2 separate regions of the Homo sapiens genome follow, and region 2 is linked to region 1. The links are chromatin loops, found by intact Hi-C in ENCODE. Cell type or tissue: PC-9. All regions are shown on one strand.

Region 1 (8,000 bases):
GAGTCTCACTCTGTTGCCAGGCTGGAGTGCAGTGGCGTGGTCTCGGCTCACTGCAATCTCCACCTCCTGGGTTCAAGCGATTCCCCTGCCTCAGCCTCCTGAGTAGCTGGGACTACAGGCGTGCACCACCATGCCCGGCTAATTTTTTGTATTTTAGTTGAGATGGGATTTCACCATGTTGGCCAGGATGGTCTCGATCTCCTGACCTTGTGATCCACTTGCCTCGGCCTCCCAAAGTGCTGGGATTACAGGTGTGAGCTACCACACCCAGCCATGAGACCCTGTCTCAAAACAAAAATTTTGTTTTCATCTTGTTGTATTCCTGAACTTTCAATCTCCTCTCTCCTCCTTCAGGGTGCATAGCCCATCTATTATAAATAAATAAATAAAAGTTAACTGTTCTTGTTGATACCAAAATTTGTGAACCACTGTCCTAGGCAAACACAAAGAACTTACTTGGACCACATCTGCCCCAAGACCAGTAGAGGCGTTAGAGTTCCGACTCTCTCTCTCTGCCCATGAGAAACACATTCCACAGGCTTCAGAGTGAATTATTTTTCTGTTCTCTTCAGCCCCAAACTCCCAATGACTTGCTTCATACCCAGTTCCCCCATCACAAGTGAAGCCTTGAAGGCTGTCTAGGTAGAGAATACCAGATTTAAAGCAGATAACATAACTCACTTTTTAACATAACATTTAATAAATGACTGGGGAATTGCATTAATTGTCTATTAATTTATTAATAATTATTAAATGATTAGAGGCTCCTCGTGCCACTTTCCTTATTCACAAGCACCTCATTCACCCACCATTAGTTATTTCCTTATTAAGCTCGATTCAGCCATTCTACATTAAGTACCTACTATGTGCTAGGTGCTGTGCTAGGTACACATTGTTAAAGCAAACTAAAGACGGCCTGAGAAGGACTCCATACTTCTATATTTGAATCCTTGTAGATAAACTGTAACCTGGCTTAATAGGCAGGCAAGATTGAAAACCTCACTTGGGAGCATGCACCTGTAACAACACCTGAGTCAATCCCAGTGGCCATTCTTCAACCACGCATAGACTGCTGAGTATTCGAGCTGTGTTCAAATAAGGCAAATGCCAACCTGTAACCAATCCAGCTGTTTCTGTACCTCACTGCTGATTTCTGTTCATTGCTTCCCTTTTTTGTCTATAAATTTGTTCTGACCATGAGGCATCCCTGGAGTCTCTGTGAATCCGCTGTGATTCTGGGGTCTGCCCGATTCGCAAATCGTTCATTGCTCAATTAAGCTTCTTTAAATTTAATTCAGCTGAAGTTTTCCCTTTAACAGTATGCACCAGTGAATGAAACAGATGGTACTCCTGCCCTAGCTGAGTTTATACAAAACTTAACCGGGCGTGGTGGCATGCACCTGTAATCCCAACTATTCAGGAGGCTGAGGCAGGAGAATTGCTTGAACCCAGGAGGTGAAGTTTGCGGGGAGGCGGAGGTTGCAGTGAGCCGAGATCGCACCATTGCACTCTAGGCTGGGCGACAAGAGCAAGACTCCGTCTCAAAAAATAAAATGAAATAAAATAAAATAAAAATAATAAAAGTTCTCTGATGGATAAAACCAGGGGCCAGTGATAGAGAATAATGGGGAAATCTACTGAGATGGGGGAATTCTGGGAGAGACTCTCTGAGGAAGAAACCTTTAACCTGAAGCCTGAAAGGAGACCAGCCAGGTGAAGGGTGTGGGAGAGACAGAGAGTGCCTGAGACTGAATGGAGGCAGGAGCAGGTGAGAGGAGATCCAGGGGAGGCAGGCCTGCTGGGCTGATACAGAGATGGAATTTTATTAGAAAACAACCTCTTTCTTTTAGCTTATTGTGCAGAATGGCACCCAAACCTCATTAGTCCTCATCAATAAAGAACTCGTGAACAGGACCCTGTTCCTTCCTCTCTCTCTCTCCCTCTTTTGAGACAGGTTCTCACTCTGTCACCTAGACTGGAGTGCAGTGGTGCAATTATATAGCTCACCGCAGCCTCAACTTCCTGCACTGAAAGGGTCCTCCTAACTCAGCCCCCCAAGTAGCTGAAACCACAGGCGTACACCACCATGCCCAGCTAAGTTTTCTATTTTTTGTAAAGACAGAGCCTCACCATGTTGTCCAGGCTGGTCTCAAATTCCTGGGCTCAAGTGATCTTCCTGCCTCAGCCTCTCCAAGTGCGGGGATTACAGGCATAAGCCACCACGCCCAGTCTCATTCTTTTCTCTTTGAATCCTTTCTCAAATGATGTCCCCCCTCCCAGGCCATGGCAGTGGGGTGCTTGCTTACCCGAGCCTCCCTGTGCAACACAGGAAATCATTTTCCTTGGGAGGTGGCTGGGAATGTCTTACATTTTCCATTTCTCCCATTTAGTCTTCATTGAACATTTGACTAGATGGTTCTCTGGCATAAAATCTACACTTTCAGGCAAAATGAGAGTCTGAATGCTCAGAGTTGGATATCTGGTCAAAATGAATCTCCCAGAGCACCACATAAATGTTTTCTTTTTTTCCTGAGACGGAGTTTCACTCTTGTTGCTCAGGCTGGAGTACAATGGCGCGATCTCGGCTCACCGCAACCTCCCCTTCCCGGGTTCAAGCAATCTCCTGCCTCAGCCTCCCAAATAGCTGGGATTACAGGCAAGCACCACCACGTCCGGCTAATTTTGTATATTTAGTAGAGACGGGGTTTCACCATGTTGGTCAGGCTGGTCTCAAACTCCCAACCTCATGTGACTCGCCCGCCTCAGCCTCCCAAAGTGCTGGGATTACAGGTGTGAGCCACCACGCCCGGCCCACATAAACATTTTCTATTTTTGTTCTGGACCTTAAGTACTAAGTTAATAGTCTTACGAGAGGCAGATGCAGATGACTTCCAAGGAAAACCAAGGCCATTTTAGGCCAAGGCATGGCAGTGGAGACCTCCTGTGTTCATTTTGAGTAATAGCTACCAGTAAGAGCCTTTCCCCACCCTCTGACCTAGAGAAAATAGAAGGCATTATGTGGGAAAATGTTCTTTATGAACCAGGGTTATGAATGAAGTTCTTAGAAACTTCATTAATTCATTCTGTAAGTATATTTTGTTGATGCCTTTCCAAACATTTCTATTTTTTTTTTTTTTTTTTGAGACAGAGTCTCACTCCGCCCCGCCTCTACTAAAAATACAAAATACCTGTAGTCCCAGCTACTCGGGAGGCTGAGGCAGGAAAATCGCTTGAACCTGGGAGGCGGAGGTTGAAGCGAGCCAAGATCACACCACTGCACTCCAGCCTGGGCGACAGAGTGAGACTCCATCTCAAAAAAAGAAAAAAAAAAAGATCCCCCTGAGGAATGTTCCTGGGTTCCAGATACTCTTCCTTTCTGGACCTTGATTCTCAGGCCCGCAGCTCCATTGGAGGGTGTCCCCCATGCTGAGCCATCCTGGCCACCCTTGGAGAGTGGGGCCTCATCCACACCTCCAACCCTGCTCATTCAGTCTTTATAGTTCCTTCTTCCAGGAAACTAGGGGGTAACAAGTATTCTAAGGGCTGGGTCAGATAACTGACTGGCACCACCCAGTACTAGCCTTTTGTAAAAACACCTTACATTCTTTTCTTTTCTTTTTTGAGACAGGGTCTCACTTCATTGCCCAGGCTGGAGTGCAGTGGCTTGATCTTGCTCACTGCAGCCTCAGTCTCCCAGGCTCAAGTGATCCTCCTGCCTCAGCCTCCTGAGAAGGTGGAACTATAGGCATGCACCATTACACCAGGCTAATTTTTGTATTTTTTGTAGAGATGACATCTCGTTATGTTGCACACGCTGGTCTCAAACTCCTGGACTCAAGCAATCCTACCACCTCAGCCTCCCAAAATGTTGGGAGTACTGGTGTGAGCCACTGTGCCCAGCCTCACCCTACATTCTTTTTAGGCCACAAACCAGGAACTCAGGATGCAACAACCAGTCTACATATGGCAACTTGCCACTGCGGGGTGAGCTTTGCCTTCCCGGTCACTTCCCACAAAGGCTCCTTCTCCTCCATCTCCTTCCACAGGGCAGCTTCAAGCTCCAGTTCATCCCCATTATCTCCAGTTGAAAGAAGGAAGCAGAAAGAAACCCATATTTATTATCCACCGTGGATACTAGACTAGCTACTTTACATGTCTTAATCTTTACATACATTATATTATTGCACACTGGTTTTGATTTTACAGAAAATAAAACCAGTGAATGTCCACAATGTTTGCATAACTTGCAAGTGTTAACATGACTAGTGAGTAGCAACACTGGAATTCAAACCAAGATAAGTCTGAGGCCAAAGTCCAAGCTCTTTCTACCCTAGGCTGTCATGAACATGTTCCTTAGCCCCTCCTTTTGGCCACCTCTGGGAGCTCAGAATTGCTGGGCAGGCAATAAAAGGATGTGTTTGGGAAAGGGAAAAAGTAGAATTTGAGGACCATTTTTTCACCTATAAAATGGGAATAAAAATAAATTCCTATTTCAAGGAGTTCTTAAAAGGATTAAATAAAATAATCCAGGTAAAGAATTTAGTACTTTGATTGGAAAAGAAAAACAATGTATATTGGGAATTCTTCTCCCCCTCTATCACCTTTACCTTCTCTGCCCTCTCTGGACTCAGGTGCTCACACAATAAAAGCAGTAACACTAGGCCATTTGGAAAAGGAGAGAGCAGCCTGCTTGTAAAGAAAGGTGACCAACTTTGTATCCAGACAGGCTTGGCCTCAAAGGAACACAACCTAAAATCATAGGCTGACAGCAAATATATATATATATATTTTTGAGACAGAGTTTCGCTCTTGTCACCCAGCTGGAGTGCAATGGCACGATCTTGGCTCACTGCAACCTCCACCTCCCAAGTTCAGGAGATTCTCCTGCCTCAGCCTCCCAAGTAGCTGAGATTACAGGTGACTGCTACTATGCCTGGCTAATTATTGTATTTTTAGTAGAGACAGGGTTTCACCATGTTGGTCAGGCTGGTCTCAAACTCCCGACCTCATGTGATTCGCCTGCCTCAGCCTCCCAAAGTGCTAGGATTACAGGCATAAGCCACCGTACCTGGCCTTTTTATTTATTTTATTTTATTTATTGTATTTTATTTTTTGAGAGAGATTCTGTCACACTCTGTTGTCCAGGCTAGAGTGCAGTGGCACAATCTTGGCTCACTGCAGCCTCTGCCTCCCGGATTCAAGCGATTCTTGTGCCTCGGCCTCCCATGTAGCTGGGATCACAGGCATGTGCCACCATACCTGGCTAGTCATTTATTTTTTAATATGCAATGGAAAATATTTCTGACACACACAGACTGTATTAGTCCATTGTCTTTCTCTTTCTTTTCTTTTTCTTTTTTTGAGACGGAGTTTCACTCTTGTTGCCCAGGCTGGAGTGCAATGGCACAATCTTGGCTCACTGCAACCTCTGCCTCCCAGGTTCAAGAGATTCTCCTGCCTCAGCCTCCCAAGTAGCTGGGATTACAGGCACACGTCACCATGCCTGGCTAATTTAGTATTTTTAGTAGAGACAGGGGTTTCTCCATGTTGGTCAGGCTGGTCTGGAACTCCTGACCTCAGGTGATCCACCTGCCTTGGCCTTCCAAAGTGCTGGGATTACAGGCGTGAGCCACAGCGCCTGGCCAGTATTAGTCCATTTTCATACTGTTATAAAGAACTACTTGTAGCTGGATATTTCCACAAGGTGGCAGGAAGGAGAAATGCCAAGCGGAGGAGGAAGAGCCCCTTATAAAGCCATCCGATCTCGTGAGAACTCACTCACTATCACAAAAACAGCATGGGGAAACCACGCTCATGATCCAATTACCTCCACCTGGTCTCTTCCGAGACATGTGGGAATTACAGGGATTACAATTCAGATGAGATTTGGGTGGGGACAAAAAGCTTAACCATATCACAGACTAAAAACATAATCATCTCCCAGGCATTCTTCCTTAAGAAATTTACGGAGGCCGGGCTCACTGCAACCTCCACCTCCCGGGTTTAAGAGATTCTCCTGCCTCAGCTTCCCAAGTAACTGGGACTAGAGGTGCGTGCCACCACGCCTGGCTAATTTTTTTATGTTTTGTAGAGACAGAGTTTCACCATATTAGCCAGGATGGTCTCGATCTCCTGACCTCATGATCTGCCCACCTCAGCCTCCCAAAGTGCTGGGATTACAGGCATGAGCCACTGCGCCCGGCCGAATCATGTTTTTTTGTTGTTCATTAAATTAACTCTAATAAGGGCCCTGATGGGGGAAAAAAAAAAAAAAGTTAAGTAGCTTCAAGACTTACTCAAAGCACACACACTTCCTTTTATGTTCTTTTCAGTATTTGGCTTCTAGACACTAGTGTAAACACGGGAATAAATTCTGTAATGGTGTTTTATTCTCTGAGATGTAACTGCTTCCCTGGATCCTGCTGTGACTTGGTTTTGAGACTTAGGCAATCGGTGTAAATAAATCCAGCACTATGTACTTAATTAGAAGCTTCCACTGGATTCATTAAGATGCAGACACATAGTTTAAATAGAGAGATTAAACAGCAATTGAAATGATTATTAGAGCACAGAAACAACTTCATAAACTAGGGACAATTTTTCTAAATGTGCAATTGCATTTTCAACACAATTAGGTGCTTAATTGTGTACTATCCTTAGTTAATACATTTTAACATATAAAACACTAGATTAAAAAAATTTTTTTAGTTTTTTTAAAAAAGACATTCAATTTTTTTAAAAAAACTACCTTTGTCTACTGGCTTTGAAGATTTGAAATCTAAAAAAATATATAAAAGTTTCTTCTTACTCTTCATCCATTACGTTACCACAGTTTTAAATGGTTTGTTCACACAAGTATAATCTGTCTTTGTAAAACAATGTTTAAAATTTTTCTAAAAAATTTGTAAGGAGCCATGTGAATGATATATACCTCACATGCTCAGATACCAGGCACACATTTTACATCATTGTATAATTAGGACTTAGTATTTTCATCATAATTAAATAAGAAGGCCCAAGCACAGTGTCACATGCCTGTAATCCCAGCACTTTGGGAGGCCGAGACAGGTGGATCGCTTGAGCTCAGAAGTTCAAGACCAGCTTGGGCAACATGGCAAAAGCCCGTCTCTACAAAAAATACAAAGAATTAGTTGGATGTGGTGGCACTTGCCTATAGTCCTAGCTACTCAGGAGGCTAAGGCAGGAGGATCACTTGAGCCCAGGAGGTGGAGGTTGCAGTGAGCCAAGATCATGCCACTTAACTCCAGCCTGGGCTATAGAGCGAGACCCTGCCTCAAAAAAAAAAAAAAAAAAAGATGTTAAATAACCCTACCTTAAAATGTACATTTCTTTCTTTCTTTCTTTCTTTTTTTTTGAGACAGAATCTTACTCTGTCACCAGGCTGGAGTGCAGTGGCATGATCTTTGCTCACTGCAACCTCCATCTTTTCTTTCACCATGATGACCAGGCTGGTCTCGAACTCCTGACCTCAGGCGATCCACCTGCCTTAGCCTCCCAAAGTGCTGGGATTACAGGTGTGAGCCACTGCACCCGGCCACGATGAATAACTCTTAAATATTGAACTTGAATTAGGAAACAACTTCTTGTTTATCCCCCTCCTCCTCCTCCACTTCTTCCTTCCTCTTCCTCCACCTCTTCTTCCTGGAGGTGTGCATTAGGAAATCTGAAACTATTTTCTGTATATTCTAGGATTCAACAAATAAACAGATTTATTATGAATAATGGGAGATAGGTTTCTCACAGTTGTGGAAGGGAGTTATAAATCTAGAAAGGGGAGGATGATATATGAGCCCTGTAGTGTTGGATTGGAATTGAAGTTATCATGAAGAATGCAGAATAGAGGTACAGAAATACACATCTGTGTGTGCAGGTATGTAGGTATACGTGTGTGTAAGTCTATCTGTGTGTGTAGAGATATACACCTATTAATAGTTCCTAAGCTCTCTCCATTGAGAAGGCCTAGAAGTAGGCACACCACA
Region 2 (8,000 bases), 310 kb before region 1:
CCTCCGCCTCCTGGGTTCAAGCAGTCCCCCTGCCTCAGCCCCCCAAGTAGCTGGGACTACAGGTGCGCATCACCACACCTGGCTAATTTTTTTGTATTTTTAGTAGAGATGAGGTTTCGCCATGTTGGCCAGGATGGTCTTGATCTCCTGGCCTTGTGATCCACCTGCCTCGGCCTCCCAAAGTGCTGGGATTACAGGTGTGAGCCACCGTACCTGGCCAATGACTATTTTTGGAGCTAGCAAGTGCATTTTTATGTTAATGGAATGAAGATTAAACCTGGAATTCAAGGCACACATTTGAAACTAATAATTTTCACAGCTTTAGATAAATTCTGTCATTATTTTTTAACTCCTTTCCTTGTCTATGAACATGGATTATCATCATTCACAGAGTCATTTCAGTGTAACATAAGCTAACTATGGGAGAGCCTTATAAAATGTAAATTATTAAACTCTATTATAAATTACGATTATATTACATTATTATTACATTTTGTTACAAATCTATTACAAATGAGAGGTCACTGTTGTGTTATGATGCATGTTGAATGTGGTTGACACAAAACTGAAGTCACAGGCACCCTCTGCCATGCATTTGTACCCTTTGTCCTTTTAAAGATTCTAGGGTTGCTGTGTGTAATACAGTAGCCACTAGCCACATCATTTAAATTTAAATTAATTAAAATTAAATAGAGTTAGAGATTCAGGTCCTCAGTTGCACTAGCTGCATTTCAGGTGCTCTGTAGCCTCATGGGGCTAGTGACTACCTCACTGGACAATGCAGACTATAAAACATTTCTTTCATTACAGAAAGTTGTAGATGGTGCTGATCAAAAGGGCAGATACTATGCCCTTGCCCTTCTCAACAAACAACCTGGAAAAAAAATCCTAGAACCCTTTTACAACTCAATATTAAAAATTTGTTGTGACCACTATTATCTGTTTTGATCTTGAGACTCTTAGTCAGCCCTATAAGCCCAAATACCCAGGCATCCACTGCCTCGTAAAAGTAAGGTACATACATCTACCCATGAGTAATGAAATCATTCTACACATTTCTGGCCTGATCCTATATTGATCTACCCTTTTCTGGGTCCTTACTCACGACTGTTTCTGTTTATTATCTTGTTCTTGCTCCTTTTAGCATGACCTTTGCACCTAACATCTCTGACTTCAATTCTGGATTCCTTCTCTGCTTTTCTGGGGTATCCATCCCAAAAGAGTACAGTAAATAGTTTCTCCAAACCAATTCAAGTCTATGGGGCTGACCCATCCTCATCATGCTGACCAAACTAACCTCCAATAGAATGAAAGAACTGCACCATAAGGGCAGCAGCAGCTGTTCAGGTTAGGTCAGTGTTGTGAACCTTTGACAGGGGTCATGAATTTCAATGCCTTCAGGAGCCACGCAAGCCACGTAAATGAATGAAGCAGGCTGAGAGGAACAGGAGGCAGTGGAAGAGATAAGGCAGATGGAGAGCATATGCTCTACCACAGAAAGCAATTCAAATATCAATAAATAAACACTCTGTGGCAATTGCAGGCACAGAAATTAGAAAAGAAGACATTACACTATCTATGTTTGCAGATGATGAAATAGTGCCCTGGAAAAAAAGGCCAAGAGTATCAATGCTAAAATTAGTAAAAACAGAAAAAAAATTAGTAAGCTAGAAAGATAGAATACCAGCATACAAAAATTAGTAATCTTATATATACAAACTTTAATCAGCTAGAACATAACCCTATTTATAACCACACATGCAAAAAAAGAAAAGATGAAAAATTTGAAACAGTCAAATGAAGAAGGCTTTCAAATATTTCCCCCAAAAGACAAAATTAGATTGGGATAAATGCAAAAACATCCTTATTCTTGAACAAAACAATTCAACATCATAAACTTGTCAGGACTTCCCATTATATAAATTTAATGAGACCCCAATTTTAAAAACTAAGGCGTTTGCTTTTCTGGAACTAAATAAGTTGATTGTAAAGATTACATGCATTTTAACCATTCGAGAAAATCTAGGAAAACCCTAAAAAGGAGAAATGAGTAGAGACGAATTCTGCCAGATTAAAACTCAGTATGCAGGCTGCATAATTAAAACAGAGTGGTCCTGGGGCCCAATTAAATGAAATAGAAAGTACACAAATAGAAAGAAAAAGATTGATACATTCAACTACAGCAGTGTAAAATAAAACTTTTTGCATGGAGAAAAATGCTGTCAGAAAAGTAGGAAGGTAAATTATAAACTGGGAGAAAATATTTGCTTAGACAAATTTGGTTAGACAAAGTACTAACCTTGTTAATTTGTAAATAAGTCCCTAAAAATAAGAAAAAAGAAGCACCAAAAACCTAATACAAAAATGGACAAAAGGGGAAGCTCTGTATTGTTGTCCACAGCTGCAGCATTTACATTTCCATCAACTGTGCACAAGGGTTCCAATTTCTCAAAAAAATTAAAAAAAGAATGACCATCCAGTAATTCCACTGCCAGTTATATGTCTGAAGGAAATAAAATTTTTATCTCAGAGAGATAACTGCACTCCCAAGTTCATGGCAGCATTATTCACAATAGCCAGTACATGGAAACAACCCAAATGTCTATGAATGAATGAATGAATGAATGAAAGAATGAATACAGAAAATGTGGTATAGACATACAATGAAATTAATCAGACTTAAACAATAAGGAAATTCTTCCATTTGAGACAACATGGATGAATCTAGATGATATTATGCTAACTAAAACAAGACCAGTCAAAGAAGGACAAATACTGCATATTTCCTATTATATGAAGCATCTAAAATAGTCACACTCATAGAAGCAGAGAGTAGAATGCTGCTTGCCAGGAGCTGGGGAGAAGGGGAGATGAGGAGATGCTGTTCAATGGCTCTAGTCTCTGTTATGCTAGATGAATAAGTTCTAGAGATCTCCTGTACAGTACAATGCTGTAGTTGACAATATTGTTTGTGCACATCAAAATTTGTTAGGAGAATGGATCTCATGTTATGTGTTCTTACAAAAACAAAACAAAACAAAAGGACATAGGGAAACTTTGGGAGATAGATGTTGGATGTGTCTATTACCTTGATTGTAGTTGACGGTATCAGGGATGTTTACATACATCTAAACTCATCAATTTTTTTTTTTTGAGACAGAGCCTTGCTCTGTGGCCCAGGCTGGAGTGCAGTGGGGTGATCTTGGCTCACTGCAACCTCTGCCTCCAGGGTTCAAGTGATTCTCTTGCCTCAGCCTCCTGAGTAGCTGGACTACAGGCATGCACCACCACATCCAGCTAATCTTTAGCCCGTCTCTCTTTTAATAGAGACAGGGTTTCACCATGTTGTCTGCGCTGGTCTCAAACTCTTGACCTCAAGTGATCCACCTGCCTTGGCCTCCCAAACTGCTGGCATTACAGCCATGGGCTACCATGCCCAGCCTAAACTCGTCAATTTTTATGTACACATTAAGTATGTGCATTTTTATGTACCAATTATACCTCAATAAAGCTGTTTTAAAAATTAAAAATAAACAAGTAAAAATTAATTACATTGCACCTAAAAAATGAAAAAAGACTTGAACACATAGTTCAGAAAAAAAGACACATACGAATTGACATGTAAGCAAGAAAAGAGGCTCAATTTTTCTCATAATAAAACAAATGCAAAGTACAACACCGAAATACCATGTCTCACTTACAGATTGACGAAAACCAAATGCTTGAGAAAACATGCTGCTGGCAAGGTCGTGAGGTAGCAGACACTATGGTCATTCCTGGTGAATGTACAAAATCGTACAAATCTAAGCTGGACAATTGCAAATATCTTACAAAATTATATGCATTTTTATCCTATGACCTAGCAATCCCATTTCTAGAAACCTACCTGAAACTATTTCCCACAAAAGGAAACAACATAGGCACAAAGTTATTCACGTAGGCATCATTGATAGCTGTAAAAGATTGAAAACCATCCAAATATTCAACAACTAGAGACCTATTGAATAAACTATGGTTCATCCTCACAATGGGGTACTTTGCAGCTATAAAAAAGAATGAGAAAGAGCTTCATGAATGGGTATGGAATGAATTTCAAAATTCCGTATATATTGCAAAGTTATAAGCATAAGATGCAAAACAGTGCACATGGCATAATATGATACTTTTGTGTATATATATTTTAAAAACTGATAAAACAAATGAAAATTGTTACTTACAGGGCTGAGTAGCAACAGGGTCAGGGGAATAGGGATAGAAATGAGAATTCTATGAGTACACCTTTTGAATCACATATTCAAAAAGTAAAATTAAATCAAAAGGACAAAAAAATTCATGTCAGACAAACGCAAAATATCAGCAGGTTGAATTTACCCACCTTTTCTGCAACCATTGACCTATGCAATTACATACAGTCTTAAGGACTTCCTTGGCTTTCTAAGGTGCATTCTGAGGCTGTGAATAGAAAATATGGCTTGGGGAAGGAGAATTAAGATTTAAAATTAGGTTAGGCTGATTGCATTCACCTTCATAAAGACTAATAGCCAGTTACATTATAATTAGCTGCTCAATTCCATTACCTTCACAATGCATAGAGAAATATTACTCACAAGTTTTTCATTCTGTCTTTTCATCTTTCTCCCAAAGTGATTTTGATCACATACCAAGTTCAAAAACTTATTATTCGGTTTCTAAGATTTCAGGAAACAAGGCCAACTTTATCCTCATTTCCATCATCTGACTCACACACCAAGCCCCTGAGGCAGCAACGCCGAACATATTGGTATCAGCAATTACAGGCTGACTCATCCAAGAACGTGCACAATTAACCTATTGAACATCTCTCCACCGGGCTTTTCATCCTCAGTAGGACCATCTGCACCACATTCACCCAGGGCAGGAGCCCAGCCAACCCAGTGTGCATTCCCACGCATTTCCGCTTTGATGCCAAGCCAGAAGCAATTCATAACCCCACAGTGCAGTGCCGCATCAGCAATGGATCTCAAGCTCAGAACATTCACTCTAAGCTGAACAGACCATTTCTGGGTTCTCTGCTCCTACCATGCTAACCCTGAAAGCACCCCAAAACTTAAGAAAGGGATTTCCTACTGTTGCAATGCTTCATCTAACAGTTAACAAAATATTAATACTATAGGGCTTAAGACTCCAAATTCCAAGTTTTATTTGGATATAGGTTTCACCACCTGGTTCAGTGAAGGGCCATAGGAAAAATCACTTACTCTCACTAAATTTCAGTGTCCTCATTTGTTAGACACCCAGGTAAAAATTTTTTTGGTAAAAATTTAAATGAGGTACTTGATAGGTACTAGAGTTGCAAATAAGTATTCTGGCCCCCTAGTCAATGTACTGAGAAAAATTAGTTCTTATTTCTAACTGATGACATCTTCTCCCTAAGAATTCCCACCCAACCCACCAAGAGTAGAAAAAAGAAACAACACAAACAACAAAACCCTGAACTCTGCCGTTTAAGAGCTCTCAATTCCTTCCAGTTAAGAGTATCCTTGGGGTAACACAGCGTATTTCATGTACACATTCACCTCGTCAAATCTTCCACCCTACTTCTCTTCTGCAAGGAGGATTACTAGGATGACTTAACGGTAGCAGGGAAAAGGGATACAACTCCAGGTGCCAACTCTGGTATTCACTGATCTCTACTGCAGAGTGGCTGGCTGGTCTGGTTCTGCCCTGGCCTGGGTTCTGTGAAGGTCCAAGTGACAGGGTTGTACCTGGTTGGGAGTGGTCATTCTATGCTGCCCACTGCTCAAGCCAGCAGCTGACACAATGATGATCTATTTATTTGGCTCGATCAAGACTTGCCTTGCCCACTGGGTCCCAATTCAGTGTGCAGGTGTGCCAGGACTCCTGTCTTTCCCTGTCCCTGGCAATTCTACCCCCAGAGAATTCTTAGCTACTCTCCTTTCTGCCACCAGAAAAGGCTTTTAGGAACTGCTGGGTCCCTTGATATCCCACTGGAGATAAGTGCAGCTCAACAGAGCTAGCACGTGTGGCCACCTCTCTACTCCCTTTTTATGCTATCACTCCCCTGAACACTGGAGCCAATAGCATTAGCAGTTGTCTCTCAGGGTTTCAAAGAGGGAATGGGATCAGAACCATTGTTTCCAATATATCTCGTTCTGCAATAACACTCTCCTTACTCTGGCCCTCCCTGGAACTTTGGTTCAAAAAGAGGTATCAAAACATTTGTTGTAATCATATGAAAAAAGCTCAGCATCACTGATCTTTAAAGAAATGCAAATCAAAACAACAATGAGATACCATTTCACACCAGCCAGAATGACTATTATTAAAAAGTCAAAAAATAACAGATGCTGGTGAGATGGTGGAGAAAAAAAAAGAATGCTTATACACTGTCGGTGGGAGTGTAAATTAGTTCATCCATTGTGGAAGACAGTGTGGCAATTCCTCAAAGACCTAAACACAGGAATACCATTCGACCCAGCAATCCCATTACTGGGTATATACCCAGAGGAATATAAATTATTATATTATAAAGATACATGCCCGTGTATGTTCATTGCAGCACTACTATTCACAATAACAAAGACATGGAATCAACCTCAATTCCCATCAATAACAGACTGGATAAATAAAATGTGGTTCGTATACACCACAGAATACTATGCAGCCATAAAAAGGAATGAGATCATGTCCTTTGCAGGGTCATGGATGGAGCTGGAGGCCATTATCCCTAGCAAACTAACAAAGAAACAGAAAACCAAATACCAACATGTTCTCACTTATAAGTGGGAGCTGAATGATAAGAACACATGGACACATGGTAGGGAACAAGACACAGACACACTGCGGCCGTTTGGAAGGTGGAGGATGGGAGGAGGGAGAGGATCAGGAAAAAATAACTAATGTGTACTAGGCTTAATACCTGGGTGATGAAATAATCTGTACAACAAACCCCCGTAACACAAGTTTATCTAGGCAGCAAACTTGCATTAGACCCCAAACTTAAAATTAAAGTTTTTTAAAAATAAAAAAAGATGTCCACACAAAACAAACAAATAAAAAAAAAACACAAACGTTTGTTGTTTTCCAACAATGCTGTCTTCACACAGGCTCTTTTCTTTGTCTGGAAGGGACGTTGCAATGTTATATCCTTCTTCTGGTAGTGGCATCCAACAGGCCCACTTCTCTGAGGCCATAAAAGTGCATGGGGAACAAGAAAGGAACCAGTTTACTGATAAGGGAAGTTCCAAAGTAGAGTTTCTTTGTTATTTATGTACAGCATTTAGCATTGTGTCTGGCACAGAACATGCGCTCAATAATGGCAGCTAGTACTAATAATAATATTCTGTATTTGTTCGAGGAAGGCTCTCCTTCTCCACACTTTTTCAAACTAAGTCAAATTATGAAAAGTCTAAGTCTGGATGCAGTTGCTCATGCCTGTAAGCCCAGAACTTTGGGAGGTCGAGGCAAGTGGATCACCTGAGGTCAGGAGTTCAAGTCCAATATGGTGAAACCCCTGTCTCTACTAAAAATGCAAAAATTAGCCAGGTGTGGTGGTGTGCATCTGTATTCTCAGCTACTTGGGAGGCTGAGACAGGAGAATTGCTTGAACCTGGGAGGCAGAGGTTGAAGTGAGCCAAGATCGCACCACTGCACTCCAGCCTGGGCAACAGAGAGAGACTCCATCTCAAAAAAAAAAAAAATCTATATGTTCATGTGTCAGTTGAATTTGCCTTTATTGATACTAAAGGCAACCAGAAGGTCCATGTTTGTCTTGTGAGTGTTGTAAATGATTATTGATTCAAATGTACATACAGGCTTTATCTCTATTTTCACATTGCCAATAGCCCTATTACCCTGGTTTTATGATGCCAATGAAGGAGAATTGTATGAAAGTCTCCCTGTGGAAAGATATTTCTAATACTTACTAATTTGTGCATTCATCTGTGCAGCATATATGTCTGGGAATACACGAATAAAATACAGTTTCCGTACCTTCTGGA

What was found. Peaks named below come from ENCODE experiments on the same cell type or tissue, not always from the same donor. Only the 100,000 strongest peaks of a DNase experiment are listed, where the experiment ranks them.
Region 2: a loop joins it to region 1, with 2.3 times the contacts of the local background. A loop is called at or near these places in 2 of 110 quality-filtered maps.

Annotation. Positions count from the first base shown.
Region 1 is chr2:223,857,287-223,865,286 of GRCh38, forward strand. No RefSeq gene overlaps it. Among named protein-coding and RNA genes, the nearest start is that of AP1S3, 24 kb to the left of the region's middle. In PC-9, CTCF peaks have their summits at 2,909, 3,110, 4,375 and 4,599; DNase peaks (open chromatin) are centred at 2,955, 3,935 and 4,285; H3K27ac peaks cover 2,186 bases.
Region 2 is chr2:223,544,573-223,552,572 of GRCh38, forward strand. No RefSeq gene overlaps it. Among named protein-coding and RNA genes, the nearest start is that of SCG2, 54 kb to the right of the region's middle. RefSeq lists an enhancer at 4,068-5,267. In PC-9, no CTCF peak of the experiment used is centred here; DNase peaks (open chromatin) are centred at 979 and 4,859; H3K4me3 peaks cover 837 bases; H3K27ac peaks cover 3,050 bases.